Regions from separate parts of the Homo sapiens genome. Here region 2 is linked to region 1. Evidence: chromatin loops called from intact Hi-C (ENCODE). Cell type or tissue: CD4-positive, alpha-beta T cell. All regions are shown on one strand. Links, peaks and the distances in the headings refer to the core of each region. The heading gives the core; the rest is flanking DNA. Region 1 has its middle 32 kb from the start of DEPDC4. Region 2 overlaps UTP20 (UTP20 small subunit processome component).

What was found. Peaks named below come from ENCODE experiments on the same cell type or tissue, not always from the same donor. Only the 100,000 strongest peaks of a DNase experiment are listed, where the experiment ranks them.
Region 2: it touches region 1 in a loop (14-fold over the local background); 3 of 110 quality-filtered maps call a loop at or near these places.

The regions. Positions count from the first base shown.
Region 1 is chr12:100,231,028-100,239,369 of GRCh38, reverse strand. It overlaps a transcript of DEPDC4 not described here. Among named protein-coding and RNA genes, the nearest start is that of DEPDC4, 32 kb to the left of the region's middle. In CD4-positive, alpha-beta T cell, for the core only: CTCF peaks have their summits at 4,271 and 4,471 (motif pointing left); a DNase peak (open chromatin) is centred at 4,459.
Region 2 is chr12:101,320,487-101,328,828 of GRCh38, reverse strand. UTP20 (UTP20 small subunit processome component) reads right to left here. Exons shown (of 62, transcript NM_014503.3): 24 at 7,892-7,977; 25 at 7,200-7,325; 26 at 1,582-1,748. Among named protein-coding and RNA genes, the nearest start is that of UTP20, 45 kb to the right of the region's middle. In CD4-positive, alpha-beta T cell, for the core only: a CTCF peak has its summit at 4,985 (motif pointing right); a DNase peak (open chromatin) is centred at 4,948.

The sequences.
Region 1 (8,342 bases), core at 54-8,053:
GTGTGGTGGCTCACATCTGTAATCCCAGCACTTTGAGAGGCCAAGACAGGTGGATAACCTGAGGTCAGGAGTTTGAGACCAGCCTGTCCAACATGGTGAAACCCCATCTCTACCAAAAATACAAAAATTAGCGTGTGTGGTGGTGGGCACCTGTAATCCCAGCTACTTGAGAGGCTGAGGCAGGAGAATTGCTTGAACCCAGGAGGTGGAGGTTGCAGTGAGCTGAGATCACACCGCTGCACTCCAGCCTCAGCAATAGGGAGAGACTCTGTCTCAAAAAAACTAACAAACAAAAATTCTCAACTAAGAGTCTGTGAAAAGGTTTCAAAGGGCCAAAGTACAATACACTTTCTGAAACTGTAGGCAGTTTTTTGTGTATCTGTGCTTATGGCATCTTTCTAGGAAGACAATCCATGGCTGTCAGCAAATTTTCACGAGGGCTGTGGCGCAAGCACAGTAAGAACCACTGGGTTCAAGAATCTAAAAGTCTTTATTGATGTATATTTATATATTTCCTAAATTTTGCTTTTACCTTATGGATAAACTATTAAATATCCCAATGTTATATTAACATAAGAGCATTGGCTGGATGTGGTGGCTCATGCCTATAATCCCAGCACTTTGGGAGGCTGAAGTGGGTAGATGCCTTGAGCCCACGAGTTCCAAGACCAGCCTGCACAACATGGCAAAACCCCATCTCTAGTAAAAATGCAAAAATTAGCCAGGTACAGTGGTGGGTGCCTATAGTCCCAGCTGCTCAGGAGGCTAAGGTAGGAGGATCACTTGAGCCCAGGAGCAGAGGTTGCAGTGAGCTGAGATTATGCCACTGCACACCAGCCTGGGCAAAAAAAAAAAAAAAAAGCACTAAGCTAGATGACTTTTAAGTTCTTCCTACTTAAAAAAAAAGAAAGGCTGGGTGTGGTGGCTCACACCTGTAATCCCAGCACTTTGGTAGGCCAAGGCAGGCAGATGACCTGAGATCAGGAGTTCGAGACCAGCCTGGCCAACATGGTGAAACCCCGTCTCTACTAAAAATACAAAAAATTAGCCGGGAGTGTTGGTGCATGCCATCTACTTGGGAGGCTGAGGCAGGAGAATTGCTTGAACCCGGGAGGCAGATGTTGCCGAGATGGTGCCATCGCACTCCAGCCTGGGTGATGGAGCGAGACTCTGTCAAAAAAAAAAAAAGCAACCCAATTATATGACACTGGAAGATAAAACTGCCCTAATCTGCATATTTTTTTTTTTTAAGTTGGGGAGGAAGTTAGTATACTTCCAGTGGAAGACCTGAGAGGGTACCTGAAGAGATACCGGGAAAATATTGGAAACATGCCACCAAGCCCTCTTCGATAGAAGTCTCCTTATTTGGAAAGTTGCCATTTTAATGTTCAGTGTGAATCAGGTAGGGATTTGCTAGTCATCACTATGAATGGTGGATACTTTGACAAATGCTTTAAGGATATTACCATGTTGTTGCGTCTGCTGTTCAGAAAATTATAACCTTAGACAAATATCTTTGCACTGAGCCTCAGTTTTTTAAAAATCTCTAAAATAAAAATACACATGCACAGATTTGTATTTTTAAGATCGAGCTATTCCTTTAATAGTTTAAGGTTGAAACAAAGAAATAAAAAATGAAATAAATTAAAAAAAATTTTTTAAGATTGGGCCAGATAATACCAAAGGTACCTTCCAACTCTTCGATGGATAACAGTCATCTGTCCATCTGTAAATAGTGGGTTCGTGAGGGAGAATCTGTGATGTGGTAACAGGAATATGGGCTCTGAAGTCTACAATTCAATGCAATTTCCATTAAAATACTACCATCATTCTTTACAGAACTAGAAAAAATAAAAATCCTAGGCTAGGTGCAGTGGCTCACACCTGTAATCCCAGCACTTTGGGAGGCCAAGGTGGGTGGATCACCTGAGGTCAGGAGTTCGAGTCCAGCCTGGCCAACATGGTGAAAACCCATCTCTACTAAAAATACAAAAATTAGCTGGGTGTGGTGGCACACGCCTGTAGTCCCAGCTACTTGGGAGGCTGAGGCAGGAGAATCACTTGAACTTGGGAGGTGGAGGTTGCGGTGAGCCGAGATCACGCCACTGCACTCCAGCCTGGCTGGCAACAGAACGAGACTCTGTTTCAAAAAAAAAAAAAAAGAAAAAGAAAATCCTAAAATTCATATGGAAAGAAAAAAGAGCCTGCATAGCCAAAGCAAGACTAAGCAAAAAGAACAAATCTGGAGGCATCACAGTACCTGATTTTAAACTATACTATAAGGCCATAGTCACCAAAACAGCATGGTACTAGTATAAAAATAGGCACATAGACCAATGGAACAGAATAGAGAACCCAGAAATAAACCCAAATACGTATAGCCAACTGATCTTCGACAAAGCAAACAAAAACAGAAAGTGGGGAAAGGACACCCTCTTCAACAAATGGTGCTAGGATAATTGGCAAGCCACATGTAGGAGAATGAAACTGGATTCCTCATCTCTCACCTTATACAAAAATCAACTCAAGATGGATCAAGGACTTAAATCTAAGAACTGAAACTTTGAAAATTCTAGAAGATAACATGGGAAAAACTCTTCTAGACATTGGCTTATGCAAAGATTTCATGACCAAGAACCCAAAAGCAAATACAATAAAAACAAAGATAAATAGGTGGGACTTAATTAAACAAAAGCGCTTTTGCACAGCAAAAGGAACAGTCTGCACAGTAAACAGAGAACCCATAGAGTGGGAGAAAATCTTTATACATCTGACAAAGTGCTAATATCCAGAATCTACAAGGAACTCAAACAAATCAGTAAGAAAAAAACAATCCCATCAAAAAGTGGGCTAAGGACATGAATAGAAAATTCTCAAAAGAAGATATACAAATGACCAACAAACATATGAAAAAATGCTCAACATCACTAGTAATTAGGGAAATATAAATCAAAACCACAATGCAATACTACCTTACTCCCACAGAATGGTCATAATAGAAAAATAAAAAAAAAATAGATGTTGGCATGGATGTGGTGAACAAGGAACACTTCTACATTACTGGTGGGAATGTAAACTAGTACAGCCACTATGGAAAACGGTGTGGAGATTCCTTAAAGAACTAAAAGTAGAACTATCATTTGATTTAGCAATCCCACTACTGGGTATCTACCCAGAGGAAAAGAAGTCATTATACCAAAAAGATACTTGCTCACACATGTTTATAGCACCACAATTCACAATTGCAAAAATACGGAACCAGCCCAAATGCCCATCAATCAACAAGTGGATAAACAAAGTGTGGTATATGCATACAATGGAATACTATGCAGCCATAAAAAGGAATGAATTAAGGGCATTCGCAGCAACCTGGATGGGATTGGAGACCATTATTCTATGTGAAGTAACTGAGGAATGGGAAACCAAACATCGTATGTTCTCCTTCATAAGTGGGAGCTAAGCTATGAGAATGCAAAGGCCTAAGAGTGATACAGTGGGCCAGGCATGGTGGCTCATGCCTGTAATCCCAACACTCTGGGAAGCTGAGGCAGGTGGATCACCTAAGGTCAGGAGTTCAAGACCAGCCTAGCCAACATGGTGAAACCCGTCTCTACTAAAAATACAAAAATTAGCCAGGCGCAGTGGCGGGCACCTGTAATCCCAGCTACTTGGGAGGCTGAGATAGGACAATTGCCTGAACACAGGAGATGGAGGCTGTAGTGAGCCGGGATCATGCCACTGCACTCCGGCCTGGGTGACAGAGCAAGACTCCATCTTGGGGGAAAAAAAAAAAAGAATGATACAGTGGAGTTTGGGGACTTGGGGGTGAAAGGGTGGGAAAGGGGTAAGGGATAAAAGGCTACAAATTGGGTTCAGTGTATACTGCTGGGGGGATGGGTGCCCCAAAATCTCACAAATCACCACTAAAAAGCTTATTCATGTAACCAAATACCACCTGTTCCCCAAAAACCTATGGAAATGAAGAATTTTTAAAAAGAGAATAAAAAAAAAAAAAAAACCTTAAAAGAAAAAAAGAATATGGGCTCTGGAATCATAGACCTGGATTTACGATTTGACCTGTTTGGGTTAAAAGGGAAAATACTATCAGATGAGTATTCTAGATTAGGATAAAATATAGTTTAGAAATAGAATTACCAGAAGTCAGAGTTGTTAAGCATACTTTAAATATCTTATTTTGTTATCATTTAAATTGAGTATTTCCTACAACATTCTCTAATGGAGCTTATTTTTATCAACGTGTACATATATATGTATATGTATGTGTATATACATATATATATATACACACACATACATCCATACTACTACTCAATGAAACTTGTAAACAGTGAAACGTTTGTAAACAATGAAACTTGTTTACAAAGAAACTGACTTCTACTGAATAGTTTTTGAAGGTTCTGAGGCATTAATTTCCAAAGGGAAATTTCTAACCAAGCATTGCCATGCCACCTAGTGACAGCTTCATAAAGCACAGTTATTAGGCTTAAAAAGAATTAAGTTCCCAAGGGTATCATCATTCAATGTTAGGCTAAACAGTTTGGAGGGACTTACGTGTAAAGCATTTTTTTCTCTGTATAAATAAATCCAGCTTCAATTACTGGAAAGCTTTGCTCCTGATAGAATATTCAGTAAATTTCCATGACCATTAACGGTCTGATTCATAACACTTGAGACTGTTTAAACTTCTTAGATTATTCGGTCTCTACGAGATGACAAAGATTGTTTGCTTGACCAAACTTTAGTCAGGCTCCTGAATCTTCTTCTAGTCCCATCTGTGCTCTTCCTTGTAAAATCCCATTTTAGCAAAGAACCCTGCTGTGTCAGTTTAGCAAGAAGCCCCCACCGTCAATATCTGATCATACTCAATATCCAATCAGGTTCCTCATCCTTCATCATTCCCCAAAGGTTATGTGTCATCATCCTGGCCAGTCTTCAGCGAGAATCCTGTTAGGTCAGTTCAGCCAGAATCTCCCTTACCCTTGAGGTTTTTCTCTGAGTAATTTTCCATTCATTGACCCCTGACCTGCTTCTTGGCTATAAATTCCCACCACTTGGCCATGCCGTACCCAGATTTGAGGCTAGTATCTCTCTCTGACTGCAAAATCCCATAGCAGTGGTCCCTGTACCTATTTTGATGGTCCTGAATAAAATCATCTTTTAACAAGTATCATTGAACAATTTTTTTTGTTGACAGGTACTATCCACATAAATAAAAGTTTGGTTTTTTGTTTGTTTGTTTCTGGAGACAGGGTCTAACTCTGTCACTCAGGCTGAAGTGCAGTGGTGTAATCATGGCTCACCACAGCCTCAACCTCCTGGGTTCAAGTGATTCTCCCACCTCAGCCTCCTGAGTAGCTGGGACTACAGGCACATGCCACCAAGCCCAGCTAGCTTTTTTTTAAGAGACAGGGTTTCGCCATGTAGCCCAAGCTCATAAAAGATTTTCTAACTCCAAAAAAAATTTTTTTTTGAGACAAAACGTTTTTCTTCTTATATAACTTTTATACATAAAGAATTCAAGACTGAAATCTGTTATTGAGATCTTTTTCCTGGAAATCTTTCCTTCCGGTACACTCTACAAGTAGATTGCAAGTGCTTCTATTTGCTGATTCCTTGCATGCTAAAAAGATTTTTGGAACACAAAAACCAAAAAAGTTGGGGCTGAAGCCTCATCTCTGATGCTTAGCAACCCTATAACCAATGATGCTACCTAATAATTCATTCATGAGTATAATCATTCAGCTTTTCAGCTATGCCAGGTATGATGTAGGAGACATAAAGTGGATGTCATAGTCCCACCCTTGGAAAAGTAACTCTAATACAAAGAACATAAACATGACATTAACAACGTAGTAATGTATAGAGGTATGAAGACAGAACTCTATACAACTATTTTATTATGGCATCTGAAAGAGAAGCAGTATTTAAAGTTGGTCGTGAAATCTGAATGGGAGTTAGAATTTGTAACAGCATCTCTGGAAGAGGGACGAGAATGTTTAAAGGGACTGGGTTGCCGAGAACATTTTATACATATTTCCATCTTTCAGGGGGCTGTATGCATATGCATACATGAAAATTATATATATGTATGTATATAGGAGTGGCAGCTTGGGTTAGAAAGATGAGGAGTTGAGAGTAAATTTAACTTTGATATGTTTAGGGTGAGATACTTGTGAACATCTAAATTGAAGGTGTGGTAAAGCATAAACTTCAAAATTAGACCCACCTGTGTTTGACTCGCAAGTCCACTACCTAATGTGACCTTGAACAGTTTACTCGTTGTTTTGAACCTAGGTTTTCTCATTTGCAAAATGGAGCTAGTATACAATTGTTGCAGTTAGGATTAAATGATATGTACATACATTGCCTGTCACAGGTTACACTATTTTAATAAGTGCTATCCTCTCACCCGCCAGGCCTGTTTCTTTTTTTGTGTTTGTTTTGTTTTGTTTTGTTTTGTTTTTGAGATGGAGTTTCCCTCTTGTTGCCCAGGCTGGAGTGCAATGGCGCGATCTCGGCTCACCACAACCTCCTGCCTCCCAGGTTCAAGCGATTGTTCTGCCTCAGACTCCCAAGTAGCTGGGATTACAGGCATGCGCCACCACGCCTGGCTAATTTTGTATTTTTAGTAGAGATGGGGTTTCTCCAAGTTGGTCAGGCTGGTCTCAAACTCCCGACCTCAGGTGATCCGCCCACCTTGGCCTCCCAAAGTGCTGGGATTACAGGCGTGAGCCACCGTGCCCAGCCTTAGGCCAGTGTTTCTCAAAGTGGCCCAAGGTCTACCTGCACCAGAATCACCTGGAGTGCTTGTTACACAATGACGCCTTTCCATACCTAATAAATTAATTTACTGAGATGGAGCTTGAAACTCTGAAATTTAACCGTCACATTGGAGTTGTGAGGTATATAAATTATGTTAATTAACCCATATACAAAGATTTTTTTTTTTTTTTGAGACGGAGTCTTGCTCTGTCGCCCAGGCTGGAGTGCAGTGGCGCGAACGTGGCTCACTGCAACCTCCACATCCTGGGTTCAAGCTATTCTCTAGTCTCAGCCTCCCTAGTAGCTGGGATTACAGTTGCGTGCCACCATACCTGGCTAATTTTTGCATTGTTTTTTAGTAGAGACAGGGTTTCACCATGTTGGCCAGGCTGGTCTCAAACTCCTGACCTCAGGTGATCTGCCTGCCTTGGCCTCCCAGAGTGCTGGGATTACAGGCGTGAGCAACTGCACCTGGCAAAGACTTCTAATTACACAACTGTTCACTGACTCAAGTTTCTATTAGCATTTTCCTTTAGGCTAAAAATATGAAACCACTTAACCTTTTGTCAGAAAGAATATGATACTTCGAAAGTTAAAAATGAATATATGAGACATTTTCCTAATAATTCTTTTTTTTTTTCTGAGGCAGGATCTCTCTCTGACACCCATGCTGGAGTGCAGTTGTGTGATCTCAGCTCACTGCAACCTCTGCCTCTCAGGTTCAAGCGACTCTCCCGCCTCAGCCTCCTGAGTAGCTGGTACTACAAGCGTGACCCACCACACCTGCCTAAATTTTGTATTTTTAGTAGCAATAGGGTTTCACCATTTTCCTAATTCTTAAAGTGCAAGTTCAGAGTAAAACTAGGTGCTTTAAAGATGGCTCAAGGATGCTAAATACTAACCATTAAATTAGCAACAAAAAGTTAATAAAACATTAAAATTGACAAAGATATTTTGATAAAGTTATTCCTTTGTTTTATTTGTTGTGTGTTTTATTGTAAGATTGTCACTAGGGGCCAGACATGGTGGCTCACACCTGTAATACCAGCACTTTGGGAGTCTGAGGCAGGCAGATTGCTCGAGCCCAGGAGTTGGAGACCAGCCTGGGCAACATGGCAAAACCCCATCTCTACAAAAAATTTGCCAGGCGTGGTGGTGGACACCTGTAGTCCCATCTACCCAGAAGGCTAAGGTGGGAAGATCACTTGCTGTGAGGAGTGATTGAGCCACTGCACTCTAGCCTGGATGACAGAATGTGACCCTGACACACACACACACACACACACACACACACACACACACACACACACACACACTCTAAAAAAATTTGCCGGGCACAGTGGCTCACACCGGTAATTACAGCACTTTGGGAGGCCAAGGCGGCTGGATCACTTGAGGTCAAGAATTCGAGACCAGCCTGGCCAACATGGTGAATCCCCGACTCTAATAAAAATACAAAAAAATTAGCCAGGTGTGGCGGGCGCCTGTATTCCCGTCTACTGGGGAGGCTAAAGCAGGCAGGTAGGATTGCTTGAACCCAGGAGGCAGAGGTTCCAGTG
Region 2 (8,342 bases), core at 113-8,112, 1.1 Mb before region 1:
GGGGCGATCTCGGCTCACTGCAATCTCTGCCTCCCGGGTCCACGCGGTTCTCCTGCCTCAGCTTCCCAAGTAGCTGGGATTATAGGTGCCCACCACCACACCTGGCTGGTTTTTGTATTTTTAGTAGAGTTGGAGTTTCACCATGTTGGCCAGGCTGGTCTCGAACTACTGACCTCAGGTGATCCACCCACCTCAGCCTCCCAAAGTGTTGGGATTACTGGCCTGAGCCACTATGCCTGGTCCTCCATCTGGTAACTTTCTATACACTTTTCTTACTTTCCATTTCATTCAGCTCTACTGAGTTTGGCAGTTTTACTAGAAGTAACTTTCTGTATTACAAGTTCCTTGAAGGCTGAGAATCAAGTTTTATTTCTCTTGTAAATCCTAGTTAGTAAATAAAATCAGAGTCCCTTATAAACAGCTGCTGCCATATTAATTTCAAAATTTACTGAAAAGATATGAATTGTTATTGCTTGACCTTTATTTCAAACCATCTGATGTGAGGTCATGAGCTTATGGATTCATACACCCAAACGGGCCATCCATAAGAGTATCATCTATACCTACCTCCTACAGTGGGAGTTATACATTGAACAGAAACTTTTTTTGGCATTCATCAGAGCCAACCTCCTTTACAGGGCAATATTATACTGAATGAAAAACCTGTTAACAGCTGGACCTATTATCATAGAAAAAATACAAAAACAAATGCAACAGAATACCCTATAAATAATTCTCTATGTTTGACCTCAAGCAAAGCAATTTGGGGACTGGAACAGAGGTTTCATAACCAGAAAGGTCTGAGTTTGAATCCCAACTCTACCACTTTTCATCTGAGTTACGATGGGTGAAATACCTTTCTAAGCCTAAGTTTCCCCATGTGTAAAATGGGGATAATCAAGTAATGACAGCTCATGTGGTTGATTGTCTGAAGGATCAACTGAGTTATAAGTAAATGGGTCTGTCATAACATCTGGCATAAAGTAAGCACTCAATACATGTTAGTCATTACTGTTATTAATAATTACTGACACTGCATACCAAAGAACATACCACAGAGCACTCTAGCTCAATGTATACACGATTACATCCATTTCATCTCAACTATCAGGTTGAGGGCAGAGATTGTACTTTTCTATTTTTAACTTAACAGAGTGTCCAGGGCACAGGAGGTATTCAATAAATCATTACCGAATAGATGAATGACTCAGGGAATGAATAAATGCCAAACAATTAAGATTAATTTGCAGTGTGCTTTGAATTTCTTAGAAGAAACCTATTCTTTGTATTATATGGGTAAGTAATAACCATTTTTCAAATGGCCTAAATATGCAATAAAAATACACATTTCTCATCAGGGGCTCTAACACAAGGGTGCCGATAATCCACAGGGCCAACAGTCAGTTTCACGCAATTTAATTGAAGTTTAAAATGAGTTGCACTTCAGCAAAAAGATTGCCATCAAGATTGGGAGGAACAACCCTGTTAGAAAGACGCCCAGGAGCATGGGAAATGTAGCCTGAGATGTGAGAAGTCCACCGCAGACAACAGGTATTAGAGTGAGAGGTAGCTGATAGTTACCATTCTTGAAATGCCTCACAGGTTCAAACAGCAGGTCTAAGAATATCTGGATCTCCTCAGGTTGGGTCCCGGCCAGGAACCGCAGGACAATGGCCATGCGGGTGCCTGAAGCAGATTTCCCCTGAGTTTTACTCCCAGTCTTATTCTTCATTCGCCCATACAAAATTCTGAAAAGGCAAAAGCACATTATTTGTTTGCACATTAATTCTAAAATATGAGTTGTTTTATTTGCCTAAAAGGCTAGAAGAGCAACTCAATAGATTTAAATGGATATATTATAAAACACAGAAACATGAAAATAGAAATTAGATATTTAACACAGACAATGAAAAAAGTCAACAACAAAATAAGGCTAAGAGAGCTGGGTGCAGTGCTACGTGCCTGTAGTCCCAGCTACCTGAGGGGCTGAGGCCAGAGGATCACTTGAGCTCAGGAGTTTAAAGCCAGCCTGGGCAACTTAGTGAGACCACGTCTCTATAAAAAAATTCAAAAATTCAAACAAAACACAACAAAAAACAAAGCTAAGGGAAGCAGGAAGGACAAAGGCCAGAAGGTGGTTTGTTATGGGAGAAAAAGTAGGCAAATCAAAGGTAAGTCTAATGAAGAAAAAATGAAAATGAGAATATATAGATTAAAAGGAAATAAGAGAATACAATTGTAAGTAAAATAAGGAAGCTGGAAACAGTTCAATGAAAAAGCTAATTTTCAGGAAAACACATAAATATAAATAAATAAAAGGAACTTGAGAAGAAAACCCACAGAGACCGATACTTATTGGAAAACACAAAGCTAATACAGTTTACAAGTGGGCTTTTTAAACTTTCAAGGAAAAAAAATAATTTCTATGCTATGAAGTTTCATAGCAGAGAGAAAGAGGGAAACAGTCTTTTCTCATTTATTAATGTGGCATAATTGTGATATTGAGAAGGGTTAATGAAAATAAAACTACATGCCAATCTTGCTTACAAACATAAAATACAACATTTGTAACTATAGTATCCAGTGCTGCACTGAAATCAAATAAGGATTGCCCCAGGAAATGCAAGAAAGAGTCATTAGTAAAATCTACTAGATTAATACAGATTAATCGTTCCTGGTAAAAGTTAATATAATCATTTTAATATATGTTCAACAAACTTGATGAACTCTGTTACACTAAAATCCATCTATCTTGCACTTTGAATGAATCTTTTACCCATACATGATACTATTACATGCATCAGTTACTTGGAAAATATTCGTTTACTAAGTTATGCAGAAATGTCAAATGTTGACACATTTCACTGCAAACCAAAAAAAGAAATTTGTTTATTAACATTTGTTAATATCATTAATCATCTCATCAGAAAAGTCTTTAAGCATTGGGAAGATGTCAGGTTCATAGTACCAGATAAAAGTTTTCTCCAATCCTAATTTCCACTTGAATGCTAGAATTTAGTTATTGGAAATAAATGCTGACAGTTGTTTTCCTTGAAGTGGCAGGCTCACTGCGTTCATGTTCAAGAAAATGCCTGTGAAAAGAATCCTAGCGTATATGTCTTACAAATAAGAAAAGTAGCTAGTTCAGCTTGTACATCAAATACTCACACGGGTGCCATTCATTGAGACAGCCCATGCACAGCAAAAGTATTTTATGCATTCTTCCCACTTTATCATACATGTACTCAGGGTCAAGACTCATCAAGTGTGTTTGTTTGTTAAATAACTCCAAGTATGTGGCAATGAAGAATGACTAGTAGAATTTGGTGCCACCGTCTTGATTCATGTGCTAGGGTACTAGGAGTTTTACCCACCATTGTTTTTGCCTTGTCAGTACAAATGTCAACACAGTGAAAAAGATAATGTCTTAGTAGTAGTAGCATAAAAAACTTTTGGCCAGCAGCAGAGGCTCAAACTACTTGAAGAAGGCATCGCTGATAAGGACACATTTGAGATGAGACCAAATGAATGAGATGTCAGCTGGCATGTCTTCTATGCAGAGGGATGAGCAAGTGCAAAGAATTTAAAGTGGGTTCTGAGAGAGGTGGTAAACAGGAAGAAATATGGTTATAGATATCATTTGAAGCCACCATATCAAGCCCTGTAGGTAGCAGTAAGGACTTTCTATTATATTCTGAGTAAAATGAGATGTCAAAAGGTTTGTAAACAGGGGACTAACATAATCTGTGACTGCTATTACCATTTGTGATTTTTTTAATAGAGAAAATACAAGAAAACCCAATGACAACTACTAACGCTAATAAAAGTTTTGTCATGTGGATGGCTAAATAACACAAAAATCAATAGCTTTTATATATAATTAGTTATGTAGCAAAAATAAGCTAAAAAATATAAAATGGAAAATTCCCTCTACAAGAACAAAACGTAGTTATAAAATGAAAACACTTTATTGAAAGACTACAAAAAAGGAATGATTTGAATAAATGAATATAAATACTGATGCAACTTCTCCTCAAATCAAAAGGGGAAATTACTTTGGGAAAATCAAAGTAAATGTTCATCTAGATTCTAGAAAAAACCAAAATATTTTGGAAAGAAAGGACTAATGAGATTTGTGATTGTTATTATAAACAAACCAGTGCAGAATTGGAACAAGGCAGATTAATGTAAAACCAGCAAAAGCCAACTGAAGAGTCAATTATACATGGATATTTAGTGCATATTAAAAGTGGCACTCTGGCTGGACGTGGTGGCTCATGTGTGTAATCATAGCACTTTGGGAAGCCAAGGTGGGGGGACAGCCTGAGCTCAGGAGTTTTGAGACCAGCCGGGACAACATCTCTACAAAAAAATACAAAAATTTTCAGCTGGTGAAACTCCGTCTCTACAAAAAAATACAAAAATTAACTGGGCGTTTTGGCACGTGCCTGTAGTCCCAGGTACATGGGGAGCTGAGGCGGGAGGATCGCTCGAGCCCAAGAGATCGAGGCTGCAGTGAGCTGTGCTGGCACCACTGCCTTCCAGCCTGGGTGACAGAGAGAGACCTCGTCTCTGAAATAAATAAATAAATAAATAAATAAATAAATAAATGTGGCTCTCAAATCAGTAGAGAAAGTTTAGACTTTTTTAAAAAAATTATTATTATTTATTTATTTATTTTTTTATTTTTTTGAGACAGAGTCTCGCTCTGTCATCCAGGCTGGAGTACAGTGGCGCGATCTCAGCTCACTGCAACCTCCACCTCCCGGGTTCAAGTGATTCTCCTGCCTCAGCCTCCCAAATCGCTGGGATTACAGGCACGTGCCACCACGCCCAGCTTATTTTGGTATTTTTAGTAGAGTTGGGGTTTCACCATGTTGGTCAGGCTGGTCTCCAACTCCTGACCTCGGGATCCATCCACCTCCGCCTCCCAAAGAGCTGGGATTACATGCGTAAGCCACCAGGGGGCGTCCAGCTGAAAGTCTGGATTTTTTAAGTGAAATGGTATTGCGACAATTGGGTAACACTATTTGGAAAGAAATTAGGTTTAATCCTTACTTCATTTCATACATCAAAATAAATTCCAGATGAATAAAATAATCAAATTAAAACAAACAGAATGAGAAGAAAACAGAGAGGAATATTATTTACCTGGTTTTAGAAAATACAAGTTGTCAGACATTAAAAAAAAATTTCATGAGAAAATAAACACAAATGACCCATAATCTTTTAAAACAATTCATCTTCACTAGTAAACCTAAAATATGTGAAGTCATACAACATGATATCATTTATCACTGACAAATTAGCAAGAATTAAAACAATCAAAAAATAATAACAACAAACACCCTAGTGTTGGAATGGTGTGAAACAGGCATCCTACTGCTGGTAGGAATATAAAGTGGTTCAAACTTATGGTTGGAAAGAAGTAGTTCTGAACAACAATTTGGTAATATACACCAAAAAGTTTTAAAATTTTCATCAATTTTCCTATCAAGAATCTATTCTAATCCATCAATCGAATAAGATTTATAGGTATTCAATGTAAGATTTTCTATTTTGCAAAAAAACCAAAATAAACAACAAAAACTACAGACAGGCAAAATGCTCAACACAAGTAAATGACAGCTTGTCTATATGATGAAGAATCACATTTTGAAACATTTCATGATCTAAGAAAATTCTTGTAAAATATTAAGTGAAAAAAGGTTATAAAACGTTTTATAAAATATCATCTCAATTTTCTTTCAAAAACTTGTATGGGTGTATTATTTAGATGTTTTTTGGTAGCTTGTATTCAACTACTCTGGACTTCATACAACCATCTGCTTTTTACTCTTAGAAATTTAAAATATACAAGTATTGCGGATGTTTCCTATTTACTATTGTTTTTGAGATTATAAAGTTGATAGTTATTTTTGAGTGTTTGGATATAAGATGATTTCTGCTTTCTATTTTTATTGTTTCTGTAATCCACCAATAACTGTAATTTTGTATATTCACTTATTCACTCCCTCAAATATTTTTATGTCTATTATAGTAAAGTTCTTAAAGCTTGCTATAAATGGAATCTTAATGCTGGCTACAAATGGAACTAAACAGAGCCATTAGATAAGTGCTAGCAGAGTCCCTGAGCATATCTGAACCAGCTCCTATTAAGGAAACAGAAGCCCAGTGGATCTAAAAGACTTTCTCTATCTGATAGAACTACACAGTAGGGGGCTGGACCAAAAGCAAACCTGTTAAATCCCAATCCCATGATCTTTCCAATTCTCATCATTCCAGAGCTGGTGAGATGAAAGATTTAAGCTTCATTTTTCTTTATACCCAGCATATATAAACTTTGTATTATTTATGGATCATCTTTTTGCTCTACCATTTATAATTAAAGGAATAATAACATCATTAAATATCACATGATATTTGGAAAACAGAGTGAAATATTTCTACTGTATCTCAACAGTAAAATTTAGGAAAATATTAAATTTAATTATATTATTGTCACAATAATACTATGGTAAGATCTTCTTTATATTAGGGCCCAGGCGCAGTGGCTCACGCCTGTAATCCCAGCACTTTGGGAGGCAGAGGCGGGTGGATCGCCTGAGGTCAGGAGTTCAAGACCAGCCTGGCCAACATGGTGAAACTCTTTCTCTACTAAAAATACAAAAATTAGCCAGGCATGGTGGCGCACGCTTGTGATCCCAGCTACTCAGGAGGCTGAGGCACAAGAATAGCTTGAACCTGGGAGGGCGGAGGTTGCAGTGAGCTGAGATCACACCACTGCACTCCAGCCTGGGTGACAGAGCGAGACTCCCTCTAAAAAAAAAATAAATAAAGATCTTTCTTTATGTTAGGAACAAAATTTAGTCTCTATACCAATTTGGCTTCTCCCAAAGGTACAATTCAAAAAAAAAGCAGCTGGCGGTGATGGCTCACATTTGTAATCTTAGCACGTTGGGAGGCCAAGGTGGGAGCATCACTTGAGCCTGGGAGGTCTAGGCTGCAATGAGCTGTGATCATGCCACTGCACTCCAGCCTGGGTGACAGAGCAAGACCCCATCTCCAAAGAAAATGCAATCAAAAGAAAATAGAAAATGAAATATTCTATTACAGTTGTTGAAAGAACCATAATACTGTACTCACAATTGTGTTTGTTATTAACTTTTTAAAAATCAGTGTTTGAACAGCATAAATACCTCATCAGAATAGGAAATAGATCTGCTCGGTGGGCTGTTTTCACTACAGCATTATCTTCTGAAATGCTAAAATGCACTATCTCTTCCTTAAAGCTTCTGTCTTCAAGCAACCTTTGTAAGTTTTCCCTTTAAAAACAGAGAACAGCACAAATCACCACTTTATCAACAGTGCTTTTGAATAATGAAAGAGTGAAATATGTACACAGAGTAATAACTAAAATAAGGTATATAGTACATATTATGGTTGATATCCATAAAGGAAAATCCTCAAAAAAATCTCCTAAAATGACAGATTTGTACATTTCAAAAGGTATAACGGATTAGAAAAGATTAGATTCTGTCCATAACTCAGCTGTTTAAAAAAGCATGATACAAAAAGCTTTCCTCAGTTCTTAGAGTGACTTTGATTCTCTAAGTAACCACCAAGATTCTATGGCATTATATTAATAAGAAGAGGAAAATGACATAATATTTACAACACAGTTTTAAAATTAACATTCTCTATTTTAGTATCATGGAGAACAACCCAACAAATATACTACTCGTTTTCATTTCTTGCTTGGAAATACGATGACCTCAGAAAAAAGGGAAACTTTCTAGGCCTTTAATAAATTATTCTAGAAGAGGCTCTTAGGCAGAAATATAAAAATCAGCTGAAGAAATAACAGTTCTTTAAGCTTCAAGTAACTTACCTGTAAGGGAGGACATGAGGATGTTTATATGTCATTATGCAATCCAAGGTTATTTTTTGCACCATTTGATCTTGGTGTAGCAACAACTAAGAACAGTATTTTACAGAATTAATGAAGTCATATATACATATACCATAGGATAGCAATTTACTTGTGGTTATTTGCTAAATGAGATTTGAAAAATTCTAAATTTTTACACAAGACCTAAACCTGATTGCTAACAACAGCTTCACATTTTCCTGGAAGTAAAAAAAGATGAACAGAATATATGCAAAGTAAAAATGGAAACAAAACTCTCTGACACCTGCATCCCACAGTCATACCCTGGGGTCTACCAGCTTTTGGGTGAGGCCAATCCTCTCTCTCTTTCTCTTTTTTTTTTCAAACAGAGTCTTGCTCTGTTTTCCAGGCTGGAGTGCAGTGATACGATCTCGACTCACTGCAACCTCTG